Linked DNA regions of Mus musculus: region 2 is linked to region 1. A link is a loop called in an ENCODE intact Hi-C map of the cell type or tissue named here. Cell type or tissue: heart. All regions are shown on one strand. Links, peaks and the distances in the headings refer to the core of each region. The heading gives the core; the rest is flanking DNA. Region 1 overlaps Tgfbr1 (transforming growth factor, beta receptor I). Region 2 has its middle 13 kb from the start of Gm52732.

Region 1 (4,396 bases), core at 194-4,193:
GCTGCTCTTCCGCTACATATGTTCAGCAGGCCTAGGTCCAGCCCATGCTAGCTCTTTGGTTGTGATTCAGTGTCTGGGAGTCCCCAGGGGTCCAGGTTAGTTGACACTGTTGGTCTTCCTGTGGAGTCTCTATCTCCTTTGGGTCCTTCAGTTCTTCTCCCACCTCTTCCATAAGACTCCCTGAGCTCCATCTAATGCTCCGCTGTCGATCTCTGCATTTCTTTCCATTGGCTGCTTGGTAGAGCCTCTCAGAGGACAGTTATGCTAGGTTACTGTCTGTAAGCACAACAGAGTATCATTGACAAAATAGCCTTATTTTTGAGGAAAATAACAATAACTTGCCAGTGTATTGTGTTCTGATCTGGCAGGAGTTAAATACTTCCTCATTTCTGTAAGGAAGTACAAGTAAACCTGAGAAGGAGTTTCTCCTAAATTGCCTTGCTGCTAGAGCCACGTGAACACTACAGACAATGTCTTGAAAGTATGAGATAAGGTCAGGGCACAACACGCTCAAGAAGCATGGATGCTGCAGGTGACTGACTGCCAACAGTGACCTTAGACCCTGCTTCTTCTTTTTGGCTTCTGTTAATACCTTTATGCCACAGTGTTCCTCTTCTGATATCTGTTGTGAACTTACATTGTGACTCAACTTTTGCCACCCTAATCAAATAAACATATCTCCTGCCTTCCTATTAAAAACGAACAGTGAGGGGCTGGAGAGATGGCTCAGAGGTTAAAAGCGTTGGCTGTTCTTCCAGAGAACCTGGGTTCAGCACCCATGTAGCAGCTTACCACTGTTTGTAACTCTAGCGCCAGGGTTCTGACACCTTCACACAGACACACATGCAGGCAAAGCACCAATGTACATAAAATAAAAATAAATAAATCACTAGAAAAATAGCAACAAAAATCACAACAAGTGTCATTTGTGGCTTGGTGAGAGAGGCTTGCAGTGGCCATCTTTCCCTTTTCTAATGTCAGGTGGTTACTCCTTTTTCTTTTTTCTTTTTGGCTTCTCAGTATTTTCAAGTTTATAGTATACCATTAGATTTAGAGGCTCTATTAGTTAACATCTCATTACTATGACAAAATACCTTTGGGAAGGAAGGGTTTCTTTTGTTTCCTATCTGAAGGGATCATGATGGAAGGCATGGTGACAGACTGTAGCCTGAGGCTGGTCACACTGCATCTGCAGTCATAGGGGCAGCCATGAAGTAGTGCTATCCATCTTAAGGGTGAGTCTTCTCACCTCATTTAAACTTCTCTGAACAACCCTCACAGTCACACCTAGAGGTTTGTCTCTGAAACATCCTAAATTGCAGTCAAGTTAACAGTTAAGATTACCCATTCCAAAGGCTGAGGCCGATCGGTTTTGTTGGTTTCATAAGTAGACACTAGCTGTGTTGTGAACTTAAGCTGTCTCATTAGGACTCTTATGTGTGATTGTGGGAGGAACAGTAATGGGTGGTAGGTAGTGATTATCAGTGGCTCCTAACAATTCAGTATCTAATTTAAAAACAAGCAAAGTAGTAATCACAGTCTGTCTCCTTGGCTCTTACTTTCTTCTGTTTTGACACTAGGTATCTCTCCCTCTTCCAACTGTTGAAATAACATTTTTTCTTAGTATATTGTTTCTCTTTCTCTCTCTCTCTCTCTCTCTCTCTCTCTCTCTCTCTCTCAATCTCTCTCAATCTCTCGATGGCCACAACTGGCATTGAGCTCATGATCTTCCTCACTCCATGTCCCAGTGGTGAGGTTTCAGTGTGCCGCTATACTAGCCTACTCTTATTTCCTACTATTTTCTTATTTTCTTATTCTTATTCTGATTGATGTGTAAGAAAGCTCTGATTCTACAATAGTAATTGTTCACTAAAAGGGCTTACCCAGATTTGTGATTTCAAATTCTACAATGGTGGTGACTCATTTGCATTTGAATTTTAAACCTCTTTCAGGCTTCTATTAGGCATGTTTCAAGTTACAACCCACAAGTGCAAACCACTGAACCTGTTGTGCCCTGAAGTGCCATTTGTTCAAACTGCAGTCAAGTGGATGCTGTCATCTGGTGGTCACAATGGGAACTAACTGACCTTACTACTGTTTTCTTTATTAGGTGTACCAGGCAGAACCTAGGCTTTCCATCCCACTTCTCTTTTTCTTCATCTTCATCCTCTTGATTTGGTTACCTTTGCCTAGGCCAGCCTTAAACAAAAATAGATAGGTAGGTAGGTAGGTAGGTAGGTAGGTAGATAGATAGATAGATAGATAGATAGATAGATAGATAGATAGATAGATAGATAGATTGTTAACTATAGGTATGTGAGTATATCTGCATGCAGGTATGTGTGATTGAGTACTGGTGCCCAAAGAGGCCAGACGTATAGGTTCTCCTGGGCTGGTATTGTAGGCAGTTGTGAGCCTGATACGTGTTCTAGGAACTGAACTCTGCTCTCCTTATGGCCAGTATTGGTTCTTAAATGCTGAGTCATCATTTAAGTCCGTTATGCAGCTCTCTCTGTATGAGCAATCTCTTCCTTCTTCCTCTCTTCTTAGATACTTCAGGAAATCTCCCTTTCCTGTCGTGTTCTCTAGCTGTTGTGCTTTTGAATCTTTCAGAACACAGTTATGGTTTACAGATAAGAATGTGAGCTAGTGGTGTACACATACCAAGAAAAGAACTTTAGAGATGCATGAAGAACAGTTGAGAAAAGAAAAGAAAAAAACTACAACAAACATAAACAAGCCAAAAAAACAAAAGAAAACCAACCCCTAGAATCACTAATCTCTTGTTCTTATGCCTAGCACTGATGTATAAGGACTGTGCGCTAACTGGTTGTGCAACTGGAGTTCCATCTCTTGAGTTCTTTTGGCAGAACAAGAAATACTTTGCATGGGGCTAAAGAGAAGACTCAATGACTAAAAACACTCAATGTTCTAGAGAGCCCAGGTTCAACTCTAAGCACCTGCATGGTGGCTTTCAACAGTCTCTATGTAACTTCAATTCCAGGGGATATATTGCTCTTTTCTGGCCTCCCTGAACACCAGACACACAAGTGGTAATTTTGCCATACATGCAGGCAAAATACTTGAACATAAAATTAAAAAGAAAGAAAGGACTCTTCCCAGAGTATGAAGCCCTATTATTTTTGACACCCTCCTCTCCCCCAACCCCCACCCCCGTTTTTTTGTTAGGTTTTGGTTTTGGGTTTTTGCTTTTCTCCCAAGATAGGGTTTCTCTATGTAGCTCTGGATGTTCTGTAACTCACTCTAGAATAGACTGGCCTCCTGCCTCTGTCTCCCAAGTGTTGGGATTAAAGGTACATGCCAACAAAATATAGATCTCATTTATATTTCCTTTTTTTTCCCTTTTGTCTGTAGCTGTAGGGAACATCACATTTTAAATTTTCATATGGCAAACATTGTATTACCTACTTTAAAAAGAAATATAGTTCTGTATTCTCTTTAAATATCTTAAGAGTCTTCAAAGTAAGTTGTTCTTGTATAAAAGAAGAAACATAGGCCCATTCAAAAATATGTCTGAGTCCATGTAATCAATAACACACAGACCCTGGGTTCCTGCCTGGGTCAGTATAACTTGTTTTAGTTATGTTTTTCTATTACTGGGGTAAAACACTATGACTAAAAGCAAGTTGGAGACATAAACATTTATTTCAGCTTACATTCTCAGTCATAGTTCATTTCAAAGGAAGTCAAAGCAGGAATTGGAGGCAGGAACTAAAGCAGAGACCATGAATGGACAATTTTTATTGCTCCCCCCACCCCCGACTCCCTCTGGCTGGCTCAGGTTGCTTTATTTTAGCACCCAGGACCACCAGTGTAGAGGTGGCATTTCCCACAATGAGTACTCCCCATGGTTTATTAATCAAAAAAGTACACCCCAGGCATGTCCATAGACCACTTTAGTGGGGACATTTTCTTTGTTGAGTTTCCTTGCTTCCTAATGACTCTAGCATGTGTCAGGCTGACATAAAACTAGCCAGTACATGACTTAGGGTGTATATTTTATTGAATTGTGTTGTTTCTTGTTTTCCCATCTACTTCAAAGTTAAATTGCATTTACTGAACCAGTGTAGCCTAGGAGCCTGCCAACCTTAATGTTACATTTCAGATGCATGTATCAGTTTACCAAGGAACTCTTAGCACCCACATTTCAAGTTGTTTAGGTTCCAAATCACCTTGTACAGTGAGGTTCAGTCCTAGTCTCTTTAGCCTTCTCTTTCAACACTTTAGTTCCTGTTTTAGCATCAGAGGTTTTTCTGAGAGAGCAGCATTGAAATTATGATCATCTTGTCTGGCATCTTTGAGAACTGTACAGTCTGTCACTGAAGCTTGTCAGTTCTCACCAAAGCTTACTTCAGTTTTGTCACATGCTATTGAG
Region 2 (4,396 bases), core at 146-4,145, 84 kb before region 1:
AGACACACTCAGTGAACGGGATAGACACACTCTCAGTGAACAGGATAGACACTCTCAGTGAACGGGATAGACACACTCAGTGAACGGGATAGACACACTCTCAGTGAATGGGATAGACACACTCAGTGAACGGGATAGACACACTCAGTGAACGGGATAGACACACTCAGTGAACAGGATAGACACACTCAGTATCTGCTTCACTCAGTAAAAGTTTATCATCGGTAAACGAGGTCCCCAGCTCTGCAAAGTGGGTACATTCTAAACCTCTACTTTACAAATGAAGAAAAAATGCAAGTGGAGGCTCGGCTCCTTCCTGGGTCCAGTCATGTGGCTGGCACGTGCAGGGCTGGCTTCAGGCTCAGGCCCAAAGTCCTCTCAAGGCACCACTGGATATGGATGCCTGTTGGTTCCATCTCCACTCCAAGTGCATGATTCTGGAAACATCATCAGTAGGCAAGAAGCATGCTGAGCTATTTCTTCCCATTCAGTGGGGACTGGCCCAGAAAGTCATCGGAGTGACTGCATCCTCCTAAGTCCTTGAAGTAGGAAGGAAATTCAGAACAAAACCAAAACAATATAAAACAAAACAACCCAGACCGTCCACTTCAAAATCCACAGCAGGAAGAGCATAGAATCTTTCTAATGAGTCAGAAACAGAAATGGCTACAGGGGAAAGTCCCAGTGGTAGATGGCTGGGGACAGATCCAGTGCTAAGTTACAGGTGGGGAGTTCTTGGCATGGGCACAGTGGCACGAGGAAGAGGACAGGAGGGTGCTGAGTCAGGAAGTATAGATGTCACCCACACCAGTCAGAGCCCACCAGAACAGAGACCATAGAAAGGACACGGTGGAGCAGAGCTGAGGGAAGCCAGGAAGAGAGATGCCCACTTCTCCTGACCCTAGGAGAGGGTGGTGAGACTTTCCCCCTCTGCATGCCCTGGAGGACCTACGTTCACAGACAAGAGTCAACTACAGCTACGTGCACTCTGACCAATCATTCCAATCCTGTGCTTGGCATTCAAGAGACTTCACTGAGTGTTTGCCTTGCTAATCTTTCCTGTCCCATGCCAAAATCTACCTGTCTGGTCTTTCACAGGGTCTCTTAGGCAAACCACATAGACTCTTCTGATGGGCCACGTCATGTCCTGTACCATCTTAGCAAAGCCTTAATCATTGTCTCTTCCTTCCCACAACACTGCTGTGACATCCCCTAGGCTGACATACCTGGTGTCATACCCCTCTCACTGGCTACCTGGCATACTTCACACCTGAAATATAACACTCAGCTAGCTAAAACATAGTGGCTGAAGGGTCTCCAAGCCTTCACTACGCATTGGCCTGGACGACTTGGGGGTACTAGAAGGCTGTTAAGCCAACCCTCACCCAGGCCAAACACAGGAAGGAATATGTAGGTATGTATGGCTATAACCTCTATAAGCTGGAGGGCTTTGAGGGTGCTCTGTGTCTGTATCAAAGACCTTCAGGTCTTAAGCTTGTGGCTTCAACCTTCCTGGATCTTCCATCCAGCAATATAACCAGAGCAAGAGAAACGGCTGCCAACCCACGTAGGAGAGGGGGCCGATCTTATGAGGACAACAGCTTGGGAAGAACAGAATAGCAAATGAGCGGAGCAGCTCAGGGGGTGGGAAGGTAGGGGTGGGGATGGCGGTGGGAGGGTGTGCGGGTATGGGTGGGGATGTGGGGTGGTGGTGGTGGTGGGGAAGAGTCTGGTGTGACTCCATGATATGGCCTGAAACAGACCTGGTAAGATGAAAAAACTGGGTCACAGGAACTACCCTCAGGTCTCCAGTGTCCTCTGGATCCCTTGGCTGAGGGCTGTCATCTGTACGTGAACAGGATAGAAGCAGAATTGTGGGAACTGTCAACAGCCTAGTATCGTGGCTGAGTATTAGTTAAGGTTCAGAAAAATAAAGAGTAAAAATAAAAAGAGGAATGAGTTTGTTCATGAGAACAAGAAGTGGGACAGGAGTACAGACTTAATGTGGTAATGTCACACTTGGGTTAAGGTCATCTTCCCATCTGGCTGTCTGGCTGGCAGGCTGACTTCTGCTTTTCTCTGTGTATGTCTCCTTCCTTTCAACCAAAGACAAGCTGCCTTCGTGGGTCAGGGTGCAGACAGCTTCAGACCTGCATTGCTCTCTGTTAACCAAGAGCTCACACCCACAGAGGGAAGGGGAGGCTTCCTCTCCCCATGGGGGTTACGTCAGTTCCTAAAAATGACCACCACTGGCCTCACTTGAGTTGTGTGTCCAGTGTCCAGGGCTGTGATGGGCAGCCTCACCAGAGAGGAGACTTGCAGGAGAAAACAAAACTTCCTCCATCCAAAATGCCTAAGGTCTCTGAAATGACCAGAACACTGAAAAGATTAAAACACAGATTCATCCTGGCCAGCAAGAGGGATGGGATGGTGTGGGCAGGCAGGCAGAAGTGAGCTCACGTCAGCTTGGAGTTCTACAGTAAAGCATCTAAACTTTATCTTACAATGAATGGGCAGGCACATCGGGAAGATCTGAAGCGCTGGATGGGATTGGCTCTGGGTTGGTTAGTTTGCTCATTCACTCAGAAGTCTCTGGGATACTCATCTTTTTTCTCCTGATCATGTTTCATTGTGGAGACACAAACATAAATAAATGGTGGCTCCTTTTTCAAGTCCACCAACCCCTTCCATTTTTTTTTAAATCATTTTTAAGTTTCCTTTCTCCAACTCCTTTCATGACCCCTTCCAATTCCTGGCCTCCTCCTCTTTAACTGTTATCCTGTGCATAAATATATAAATACAACCTGACCAAGACAACTCTAAATGCCACAGACTGTTCTGAATTCCATGCACATCCCTCGGCACTCAGGAACTCTCCAGTCAAGACAAATGCATTGTCCCAGTCTCCCTTAACCTAGTAGCAAGAGAGAGACTTTTCCAGCTGCTTCTGAGCTCTGAGTCACCAGGAAAGCACTGAGTCTCTTCAAAGCCTTTTCTAGCCAGTAATAGGTTTCCCTGTCTTGACTTCTGTCGGGTCCTCTAATTCGTGTGGCAGTCAAATGCTGGAGAGTTCTTTGCCTCTGAATTTTGGCTCTGCCGCTTGCTGTCCACGTCATCACTGGCGAGTTTTCCAAGTCAAGCTGAGCATCATCCCTGCATTTAATCCTTCCCTGCAACTAACTCAGTGTTTTCCTTTGACAAATAGGGAATCACTGAAAGTGCTCCTCATTGGATGAGCTTACTTGTAGTGTTGGAAGTGATGTTTTAGCACTTCGGTGTGCCTGCCATTCTTCGCCTGGCCAGGTGTAACCAGGAGGAGCCGAGCTTTCTTCCCCATGCTGTGCTAGATGCTATCTCCCAATCCACATAGCTTTTCCAGCCATCTTCAAGCCCAGGACTGATTCCCCATGTCCTCCCTGGTACAACCCTGACTGTTGCTAGTGAGTATCCGCTTTCCCCACATACTCTGGCTGCCCTGCTTTCCACTCCTTTTTCCAAACTCTGGCAACTAAAATGCTTTTTATCATCTTACTTAGTAAGAGCTCAGTCCTGAGACTAGGGGTAGATCCCTTTGGGTTAGCAGGGACACAGTGTGAAGTAGACTTCCTATCTCCTGCATGAGCCTGGCCAGTGTGCCGAGTTCTAAAAAGGACCCAGAACTCTGGTATAAAGAAACTTCTTTTTTCTTCTTTTAGGCTTGCTCTCCCTCTCAGTGAATGACACAACCATCTAACAGGGCCTGAATGGCTGATTATTTAGTCATTCACTCAAGAAATATTTGTGTTATTTTTACGTGGTGCAAAAACAATTGTATATACATTTGATGTGTTTGTAGTGTGTGTGACATGAGTAGAGCGAGGGTCAGATCAGGGTGATGACATTCACATCTCCTCAGACACTCACTATCTCTTTGTGTTGCAAATGTTCACACTTCTCTTTGCTAGCTATTTCGTTCAGCAATTATTGATTGACTGTCCCATCAGCAGTTATAACATCCAGAAACACTAAGTGTTTGGAACTTCAATGTTATTTATGGCTTAAGTCCAAAAAGTTCCCCCACAGGCTCAAGATCTAAATGCTTGGTCCCCAGCCTGTGGCACTGTTTTTGAAGGTTGTGGAACCTTTAGGAGGTGGGGCCTGGCTGGCTGAAGGAGGTCACTGGAGGGTTGGCCTTTGAAGGTTATGTCTGCCCATGAGCCATGTGAACAGCCTCTGCCTCAAGCTCCTGCTGCCACAGATGGAGCGTTTCTAACCACCATGCTTCTATACCACCATGGGCTGAAACTTCTCTCTAAGAGTGTGAGTCAAAATAAGGGAACGGAAGACAGATGTTCCCTTTCAGCAACAAGGAGAATGACATGGACAGTGTGTAGCAACTTAAGTGACCGCCATCTGG

Evidence for each region. Peaks named below come from ENCODE experiments on the same cell type or tissue, not always from the same donor. Only the 100,000 strongest peaks of a DNase experiment are listed, where the experiment ranks them.
Region 2: a loop joins it to region 1, with 2.3 times the contacts of the local background. A loop is called at or near these places in 2 of 42 quality-filtered maps.

What each region holds. Positions count from the first base shown.
Region 1 is chr4:47,397,987-47,402,382 of GRCm38, forward strand. The region is part of intron 4 of Tgfbr1 (transforming growth factor, beta receptor I); the gene reads left to right. Among named protein-coding and RNA genes, the nearest start is that of Gm32435, 26 kb to the left of the region's middle. In heart, for the core only: a CTCF peak has its summit at 2,058 (motif pointing left); no DNase peak of the experiment used is centred there; H3K27ac peaks cover 566 bases.
Region 2 is chr4:47,313,542-47,317,937 of GRCm38, forward strand. No RefSeq gene overlaps it. Among named protein-coding and RNA genes, the nearest start is that of Gm52732, 13 kb to the left of the region's middle. In heart, for the core only: no CTCF peak of the experiment used is centred there; DNase peaks (open chromatin) are centred at 684, 2,170 and 3,120; H3K27ac peaks cover 327 bases.